Linked DNA regions of Homo sapiens: region 2 is linked to region 1. A link is a contact called in ENCODE Hi-C or POLR2A ChIA-PET data. All regions are on one chromosome and are shown on one strand. The core of a region is the stretch at or near the end of the contact, and the rest is flanking DNA. Distances in the headings are between cores, read along the strand shown.

Evidence for each region. A loop is a pair of places that touch in the nucleus more often than their neighbours do. ChIA-PET counts read pairs that join two places held with the same protein, here RNA polymerase II (POLR2A).
Region 2: a map of DLD1 shows a loop between it and region 1 (3-fold over the local background). The contact joins two enhancer-like sites. A Hi-C loop is called at or near these places in 2 of 168 maps with a recorded cell type or tissue (DLD1 and left colon). POLR2A ChIA-PET finds 5 or more read pairs at or near these places in 8 of 52 experiments (Caco-2, GM12878, H1 and 5 more).

Annotation. Positions count from the first base shown.
Region 1 is chr12:64,520,528-64,524,910 of GRCh38, reverse strand. All of the region lies in intron 3 of LOC105369803 (a long non-coding RNA gene), which reads left to right. It also overlaps a transcript of RASSF3 not described here. Among named protein-coding and RNA genes, the nearest start is that of TBK1, 71 kb to the right of the region's middle. Within about 2 kb of position 2,455, at least 2 of the 41 ENCODE cell types and tissues checked have a DNase peak (open chromatin) inside an H3K27ac peak, as active enhancers do.
Region 2 is chr12:64,696,085-64,700,467 of GRCh38, reverse strand. It overlaps RASSF3 (Ras association domain family member 3), which reads right to left. Exons shown (of 5, transcript NM_178169.4): 5 at 2,904-4,383. Among named protein-coding and RNA genes, the nearest start is that of GNS, 61 kb to the left of the region's middle. Within about 2 kb of position 2,292, at least 5 of the 41 ENCODE cell types and tissues checked have a DNase peak (open chromatin) inside an H3K27ac peak, as active enhancers do.

The DNA.
Region 1 (4,383 bases), core at 1,206-3,705:
CTAACAACTGAATAAAGAGGATGAAGCTGGAACATGAACTCTTCAGCTTGCCATAGTTCTCACCATTTCTGATTTTTCTTTTACTCAACTCCTTTTATTCATAAGGACAAGCATAAGAGTTTGCAGTCCTTGGTTCCAAGCATGATATAATAATGCTAATAATGCAGTTGCTGCAGAGGATGTGATGAGACTGGCCATGTGGGCCAGACTGGCATGGGCCTTGAATCTATGCAAAGGAGTTTGCACATTAAAAGTCAGTGGTTCTCAACTGGAAGGTGGGCCCCCTTTTTTTAGATCTGGGCACCTTGACATCACTGAGTATAATAAGAGGTCTTCTTCTGGGGGTGTGTTGTACGTGAGAATGTTGTGGAGGTAGAACAACAGCTGAGAGTCAAAGCTGTAGGCAGTAGGGAGCCACAAAACAGTGTGACTTGGGAATGACGTGAGCACACTTGAACTTTAGAAACACCACTCTGGGGAAGCTTGGAGGACAGAGGGAAGAGGGATGATTAAGAGCAAGTACAGGCTGGGCGCGGTGGCTCATGCCTATAATCGTAGCACTTTGGGAGGCCAAGACGGGTGGATCACTTGAGGTCAGGAGTTCGAGATCAGCCTGGCCAACATGGTGAAATCCTGATTCTACAAAAATAAATAAATAAATAAATAAATAAATAAATAAATAAATAAATAAAATTGCCGGGCATGGTGGCACACCCCTGTAGTCCCAGCTACTTGGGAGGCTGAGGCAAAAGAATCACTTGAACCCAGGAAGAGGAGGCTGCAGTGAGCCGAGATTGTGCCACTGCACTCCAGCCTGGGCAACAGAGCAAGACTCTTTCTCAAAAAAAAAAAAAAAAAGAGCAAGTACAGCTAGCAAGTGGTGATGGCAGTCTGGGTGGGATTTGGGAGCCTTCTCTCTACCACCAGCTTCCCCATTCCTCTCTGAATTAGTCACCCCGATGAGCTCAGGAACTGGGCTGTGGGGCAGGAGATCAAACTGAGGTGATGAAGTCCTCTTTATTGAAAACATTTGTCCCTTGGCGGGTGCAGTGGCATGTTCTTGTAATCCCAGCTACTCGGGAAGCTGAGGTGGGAGGATTGCTTGAGCCCAGAAATGTGAGGCCGCAAGGCACTGTGATCACACCTGTGAATAGCCACTGCACCCCAGCCTGGGCAACATAGCAAGACTCTGTCTCAAAAAAAAAAAAATTAAATTGAAAACATTTGTTCCTCTTGCATTTTTTTGCCCTTTTCCTCCAGTTACAGGAGGAGGAAGGGTAGGACAAAGGGTTTAAAGAGTCCTGGTTTCTGGTCTTAGTCTGCAAACAACTCTGGATCATATGCAAATTCGGGAGCTGGTCTTCACAGAGAGCTCCCACTGAAGGCTGCTTGACCTGAGGGGGTCAGGAGGGAGCTTTTTGGAACCTCAGGTGACATCTTTATCCACAAAGCAATGTCTGTACAAAGAAGCTTATTTTTTCTTTTTTATTTTATTTTATCTTTTTGAGACAGAGTCTTACTCTGTCGCCCAGGCTGGAGTGCAGTGGCGTGATCTTGGCTCACTGCAACCTCTACCTCCCGGGTTCAAGAGATTCTCCTGTCTCAGCCTCCCAAGTAGGTGGGATTACAGGTGCCCAACACCATGCCCGGCTATTTTTTGTATTTTTCATAGAGATGGGGTTTCGCCATGTTGGCCAGGCTGGTCTTGAACTCCTGACCTCAGGTGATCTGCCTGCCTCAGTCTCCCAAAGTGCTGGGATTACAGGCTTGAGCCACCGTGCCTGGCCAGAAGCTTATTTTTTTGAGCAAATCAACAGAGAAAGCATTCCAGAAAAAGAACAGGGCAGCAGTTTTAAAAAATATGGGCATCTTCTTTTGCGCTGGCATGAGTCAGCACTCTTCCCCACCCCTCCGGCCCTGTGCCTGATGACTTGGGCTTGGGGGATGTAGTTGGTGGAAAAGCAACACTCTTTTTCTGGATTTCCAAAGGGTCCCAGCAGCCCGGAGGAGTGGGAGAGGAATGGAAATGAAGATACACTTTTCCCCACCTTTCCCCCAGGAGCCTATTAGTTCTACATTTGTTTTGTTGCATCTTAAACTCCTACTGGGACAGAGAAATTTCTGTCCTCCCAGCCTCTTTAGCTGAAACCAAGTAGCTGAATGGCTATGACAATAGCCAAAAGGATAATTTAGGTGGGTGAAACTTCCAGTTTTTTTTATTTCTTGCGTTGAGACTCCTGGCACACAAGTTTCATAGTCCTTATATGAATCAACTCTCAATCCTCTTAGTAAAAAAATCTAAGGCGGCAGATCATTCAGACAATCTGGTAGCTGCAATCCTAAAATGGCTTTTGACAAGAGACTTGGTAGGTGCTAGTGTTTATGTGTGGGTAACATTCGTGGTCTTTTGTGAACGTGCTGGGCTGAGTGGGAGGAGGAGGGAGGATAGGACAAAGGGTTAAACGTTTTTAACCACATATTTCATCATCAGCATTGGGCATGCCCTAACATGCTAAAGGACAGTGAAAAGGGGTCCCTGCTGATTTCTCCCCACATCCCCCCAGCAGGAGCTGGGAGGAAAATAATAGATTTGACAGCTGGAGAACAGAAGTTCTGTTGCAATTTCTGTTTTTTATTTTATATGCCCTCAAAAAAAAAGAAAGCAATGAATAGTTTTGAGCCCGGAGAATATCCACCCTGTAACATAGACTTTTTGATATTTTCAAAGATGTTCATTCTTCTTTGACTGAGCTTCCCAGATCTGTCTGGAAAACCATGTCATAGAAAACAGTTCATTTCCAAAAGCATCTGCTTTCATGCTTCATGGTGTTCCAAAAAAGTTTACCGTGCCTAAAGAACTTCAAGTGTGAAACTCAAAATTTGAAGCTTCACAAGATGAGCGTTGTATAATTTCACAGACTCCCTTCTCCAATTGAGATGAATCAACCAAGCCAGCAGAAGGGCTGTGTTCCCAGCATTTGGGAGAAGGGACCCCAGAGGGTTCTGAAGGTGGGAGGAGAGCTCAGACTCAGGCATTGCTGAAACTAAAATTTACTTCTTCTGCCTATGCCTCTTTAAAGCTGTGTGACCTGGGCAAATTATTTACCCTCTTTGAGCTCCTGAAACCTCTCCTTTGGTCAAAATAAAGAGGGGTGGGGAGTAATAATACAATGTTTCAGTGTAGAATACAGACATAGAGCAGCCATCCAATAAATGGCACTGACGGGCATGATGGAGCTTTGGAAAACAGCGACATAGACGCATGGAAGAAGGGCAACATTACCAACAATCCTGATACCTGTGGAAATGATTCTTTCTTCCTTGTGCATAGGTGATACAATCCACGTGTCATTTTCAGCGTCAGATTATCCAGTGAGGACTTTCGAAATTAAAAGACAGACTTCTCTGACTTTAGTTTTGGCCCAGGGAGATTTACCTACTTTTAGAGTTGATGTCTTCTTGGTGTCTTTGACACCAAGGACATACTCATGAAAGGATGTGGTCCAGAGCAGGAGGGGATGAAAGAACAGAAACTCTGACATTGGGATCTTAATCTCAGCCTCACAAGAGGAACTTTGGGCCTCTTTCTCCTGCCACTGCCCAAGGAGTGGGGATGGATTTCTCCATCAAGGGATATCACCTACCTGTCCACTTTAGGAGCACACCTGCTACAGGGGCACAACTGGACATCACTACAGGGAAGGGCTGAGGAGGGTAGTCCCAAACATCAGAGGCATTGCTTGGGTGGGTCAGCTGGGGGAGCGGCACTGGGCCCAGGTCTGGGTGAGGTGGGGTCACAAGTCTCTGCACCCTTTCAGACCACAACAGGGAGCTTGTGCACTAGTTGAGGTACCCCAGTCTCCACATCCTTCTACAGATGACCCGACAACCATTTCCAGCTCAGTGCCGTAAATGTGGCTTAGTCCATTCACCTTCTCTCTCTGTAGATCTCTTTCATCAGAAGGCTACATCTGGAGCCCTTCGGGATGCTGTTTAGCCACTTGACATCACTTTCAGTTACTCTAAAGAAAGGTCATCTCTAGCTCCTTTGGGGTCCTAGATGTTTAAAGTCCATCTATTTTAAGACTTTAATGTAGACTCCCCAGGGGCTGTACCAACACCTCTAATTTCAATCGGTCATCTTGGTTTTTTGGTCCTTCTCTTTTTTTTCCAATGTCCTTCTTTCCATTATGACCGCAATACTTTTTTTTAGCTAGCAAGAATAGTAACAGAAATCCAAAGAACTGAAACACTAAATTCATATTTAATACATATTTCTAGGTTTCCAGTCTGGGAACCTACAACATATATGTGCATATATATATATATATATATATATATATATATATATATATGTGTGTATGTGTGTATCTGTGTGTGTAT
Region 2 (4,383 bases), core at 1,043-3,542, 180 kb before region 1:
AATATAGCCTGACTCCATCTTTACAAAAATGAAAAAAAATTAGCTGGATGTGGTGGCAGGCACCTGTTGTCCCAGCTACTTGAGAGGCTGAGATGGGAGGATCTCTTAAGCCCAGGAGGTTAAGGCTGCAGTGAGCCGTAATCACGCCACTACATTCCAGCCTGGATGACAAGGTGAAACCCCATCCGAAAAAATAAAAAGAAAGCACAGGTCAGCATTTCATTCTATGTGACTTAGTATAATCACCTGAATGAAATGATAAATGAACCAAAATGGATGAGAACACACTGATATCAACAAACCCCAATGGCACCAAAACAGTTACGCTTCTGGGCAAACTGTCCATTACGGCAATTTAACAGACTTTTGCTCCTTTACTCAATAGGCAATTTAACTGAGAAACTAGAGAGCACTTACAGGAAAAGATGGTAGAGAAACGGGGCAGTGTCCGGCTCTGCCACTCACTCACACAGTGGCCTTGAGCAAGCTGCTAAACCTCAACATGTCCATTTCCACATTTGTGAAAAAAGGGATATGACGAAATAGTGTGATAACGTCACAGGAGAGTCAATGAGTTGATACATATTAAGCATTTCAGAAGAATGCCTAGCACATGGTAAGCACTTTGTTGGCATTGGCTACTATAGTGTAGACCTTCACCACCACCCTTTTTTTTTTTTTTTTTTTTTTTGAGATAGAGTCTTGCTCTGTTGCCCAGGCTGGAGTACAGTGGCGCAATCATGGCTCACTGCAGTACTCACGGCTCACTGGAGTACAGTGGCGCAATCACGGGGCTTGAACCCCGCCTCCCGGGTTCAAGCAATTCTCCTGCCTCAGCCTCTTGAGTAGCTGAGACAGCAGTCGTGTGCCACCACGCCTGGCTAATTTTTATATTTTTAGCAGAGAAGAGGTTTTGCCATGTTGGCCAACCTGGTCTTGAACTCCTGGCCTCAAGAGATCAGCCCGCCTTGGCCTCCCAGAGTGCTGGGATTACAGGCATGAGCCACTGTGCCTGGCCCCTTTTCTTTTTTTTTTTTTTTGAGACGGAGTTTCACTTTGTCGCCCAGGCTAAGTGCAATGGGGCGATCTCGGCTCACTGCAACCTCCGCCTCCCTGGCTCAAGCAATTCTCCTGCCTCAGCCTCCTGAGTAGCTGGGATTACAGGTGTGCGCCACCACGCCCAGCTAATTTTTGTATTTTTAGTAGAAACGGGGTTTCACCATGTTTGGTCAGGCTGGTCTCAAACTCCTGACCTCATGATCTGCCCACCTCGGCCTCCCAAAATGCTGGGATTACAGGCATGAGCCACCGCGCCCAGCCCCCTTCTTTCAATAAAACAAAATACCTAATTAGCGTTATCTGACAGTGTCTCCGAATTTGTCACCAACTGATAACTGTTGTTTCAATAAATATTCATGTGAGCCAGGCACGGTGGCTCACACCTGTAATCCCAGCACTCTGGGAGGCCAAGGCCGGCAGATTACCTGAGGTCAGGAGTTTGAGACCACCTTGGCCAACAGGGTGAAACCCCGTCTTTACTAAAAATACAAAAATTAGCCAGGTGTGGTGGCACACGCCTGTAATCCCATCTACTCCAGAGGCTGAGGCAGGACAATTGCTTGAACCTAGGAGGTAGAGGTTGCAGTGAGCCCAGATCGTGCCACTGCACTCCAGCCTGGGAGACAGAGTGAAACTCTATCTCAAAAAAAAAGGTTTTTTTTTAGTAATAAAAATTGACTTAAAAAAAAAAGTCCTACCTGTAATCCCAGCACTTTGGGAGGCTGAGGTGTGTTGGTCACTTGAGGTCAGGAGTTTGAGACCAGCCTAGCCAACGTGGAGAAACCCCGTCGCTACTAAAAATACAAAAAAAAAAATTAGTCGGGTATGGTGGCAGGCACCTGTAATCCCAGCTACTAGGGAGGCTGAGGCAGGAGAATCGCTTGAACCTGGGAGGTGGAGGTTACAGTGAGCCAAGATCATGCCACTGCACTCTAGCCTGGGTGGCACATTGAGACTCCATCTCCAAAAAAAATAAAGGATAAAAATATAAAAATTCCCAAACATTCTCCACGCACCTTGGGTAGTAACCCAAGTAGAACCCCCAAACCTGATTCCTCTGAATATTTCAGTAGAAAAGCAAAATTATACAGAGCCATAATTTTCTATCACAGTATTTTTATTTAGGGAGCAGCTATGGTACGTGAAAGGCCTCTACCACCTGGTGCCAGCCTTGCTCCTTTCATCAGCCCCTCCAGGGGGCAGTGTAGTAGTAAAAACACTCCCAACAGCAGGCATGGAAGCTGAAACCATGGCACAAAGCCGAGGTGCAGGTGCGCAGAGGGTGGCACTCCATCGTCCCTGTGGTTCCCCAGACACTATCCATCCCATCTGTGTAAGGCAGTCATGGTGACCAAAAAAATACAAATACTCACTTTATGTTGAAGTGGTATGTTTCAGGGGTAGGAGACCTCAGGGCAAGAACAGGGGTGGAGGGAGAGATTTCTAAAGAACTGACAAGGTTCTATTTTAGTAATGGTCAGGGGGTGTCCATTTTATATAATAATCCTTTAAACTGTTCGCATGCTTTTTTATTTTTATTTTTTCACTCTCGGCCTCCCTCCTCTTTTGCATGCTTTATATACTTTTAAATGTGTATATTTCAAAAATTAAAACAATTGTTTTAAATACATTGGAATATGCTGTGTGAGCTTAGGGTTATTTTTCCTCAGAGGATAAGGCAAAGAGAAAATGATATCTGGGAGAACAAATATGACCCACGCGAACCTAGTAAAGTTGTTGCATTCCAGCATGTGTCCCTGTGTATATGTGCAAAAGCAGCTCAGCGCACTCCTGTGACCTTTTTAAATCTAGCATATTATCATAAATAAACACACATAAACAACTAATAACTTCAATTTTTAATAATGGAAACAATTTTGCCATTCTAGAAACTATTTTAGGGGAGAAAAATCTTCCCTACAAAAATAAACTTAAACCCATCAAAATTATAAATATTATAACTTTTTACTTCTGCCATTTAAAATGCTCTCCTGCAATACCACCCCTTCATTTAACATCCTTCCTGTACCATCACATATTGAAGAGAAAACAGTATTACAGCAAAGCTTAGATAGTTTAACATAATGATTTGTACAATGATTCTTAAAAAATCTTTGGCCTTAGTGGCCTTTTTTCTTCACTTACACATTAAAAATGCTGCTGCAGTAACCAGTGTTTGGGAAAGGACATCAGTCTTCAAGAACCATAAACTGACAGAATTTCAATACAGTAGGTTTCCAAATTGCAATTTGTAGTGCACATGACAGTAAGCGAGGTTTTGGGTAAATATAGATGAGGATGCCTATTCAGACAATCTACTTCAAGTAAAAAAAAAAAAAAAAAAAAAATTCACAGATACCCATCAGCTACTACTTTAGGTTCTAACAGTGTCTTAATCTGAGAAACAAATGCTTCACAAAATATAAGTTTACTGGGATGAATAATTAAAAAACCAGGTGGTAATAACAATATACTCAAATCCAGGCCATAGTCTGAATAATAAAACCAGTACAAAAAATCACGAAGGCATTCCCTGAACAATAAAGGTAAAGTGTTGGATGACAATGTCACTAAAACCTCATCAATGTACAAAAGAGAAGTTACATGCAAAATTAAACAAGATGTGCCATACATATTTTATAGCTAATTCTATTTTTTTCAACTTTCCTTAAATGCTTAGGAAGATATGATTGTCTCAGTAAATTGTGTGGCACAGCATAACAACTTAAGTCTGCCTCCAACAAGATGGGTATTCTCCAAAAAGTCAGAAGAGCCACCAAGAGACGAACAGAAATGCAATAAAAGGCACAGTTCACTTGGGCAAAGAACTGAAGCACCTTGGAATTTCAAAAAGAATCCATTAGGTGTCACCAAAGTGTTAACAATTCCTTGGGAATTTATAAACAAAAAATATCTAGACTAAAAATAGAATATAAGGCCCCTCTGGAACCACTGCACACCTTTCCCTCTGTTCTCAGATTAAACTGCTGCATAAAATGAGGTTATTTAGCCTGTTTTTAAGGAAGGCTTCTATTGCACATGCATCTCTTTGGTTGGTAATAACATGTACTTTTGTTAAAATATTTCCATAATGAAGCCCTGTTGTGTGGTTAGCTGGGTGTGGACTTTCCTCCCTTTCTTGGGGGCCCTCCTACTCACAGTCAAGTTGCCCTTTAGAACTAAAGATCTGGTAGGATTGGGTCTTTATTCAATAGCCCTGTTCTCTATTATGTAAGAACAGATTTCAATGTAGAAAAGAAAGGGAGAGGGAGAGAGAGGGAGGGAAGGAGGGAGGGAGGGAGGGAGGGAGGGAGGGAGGGAGGA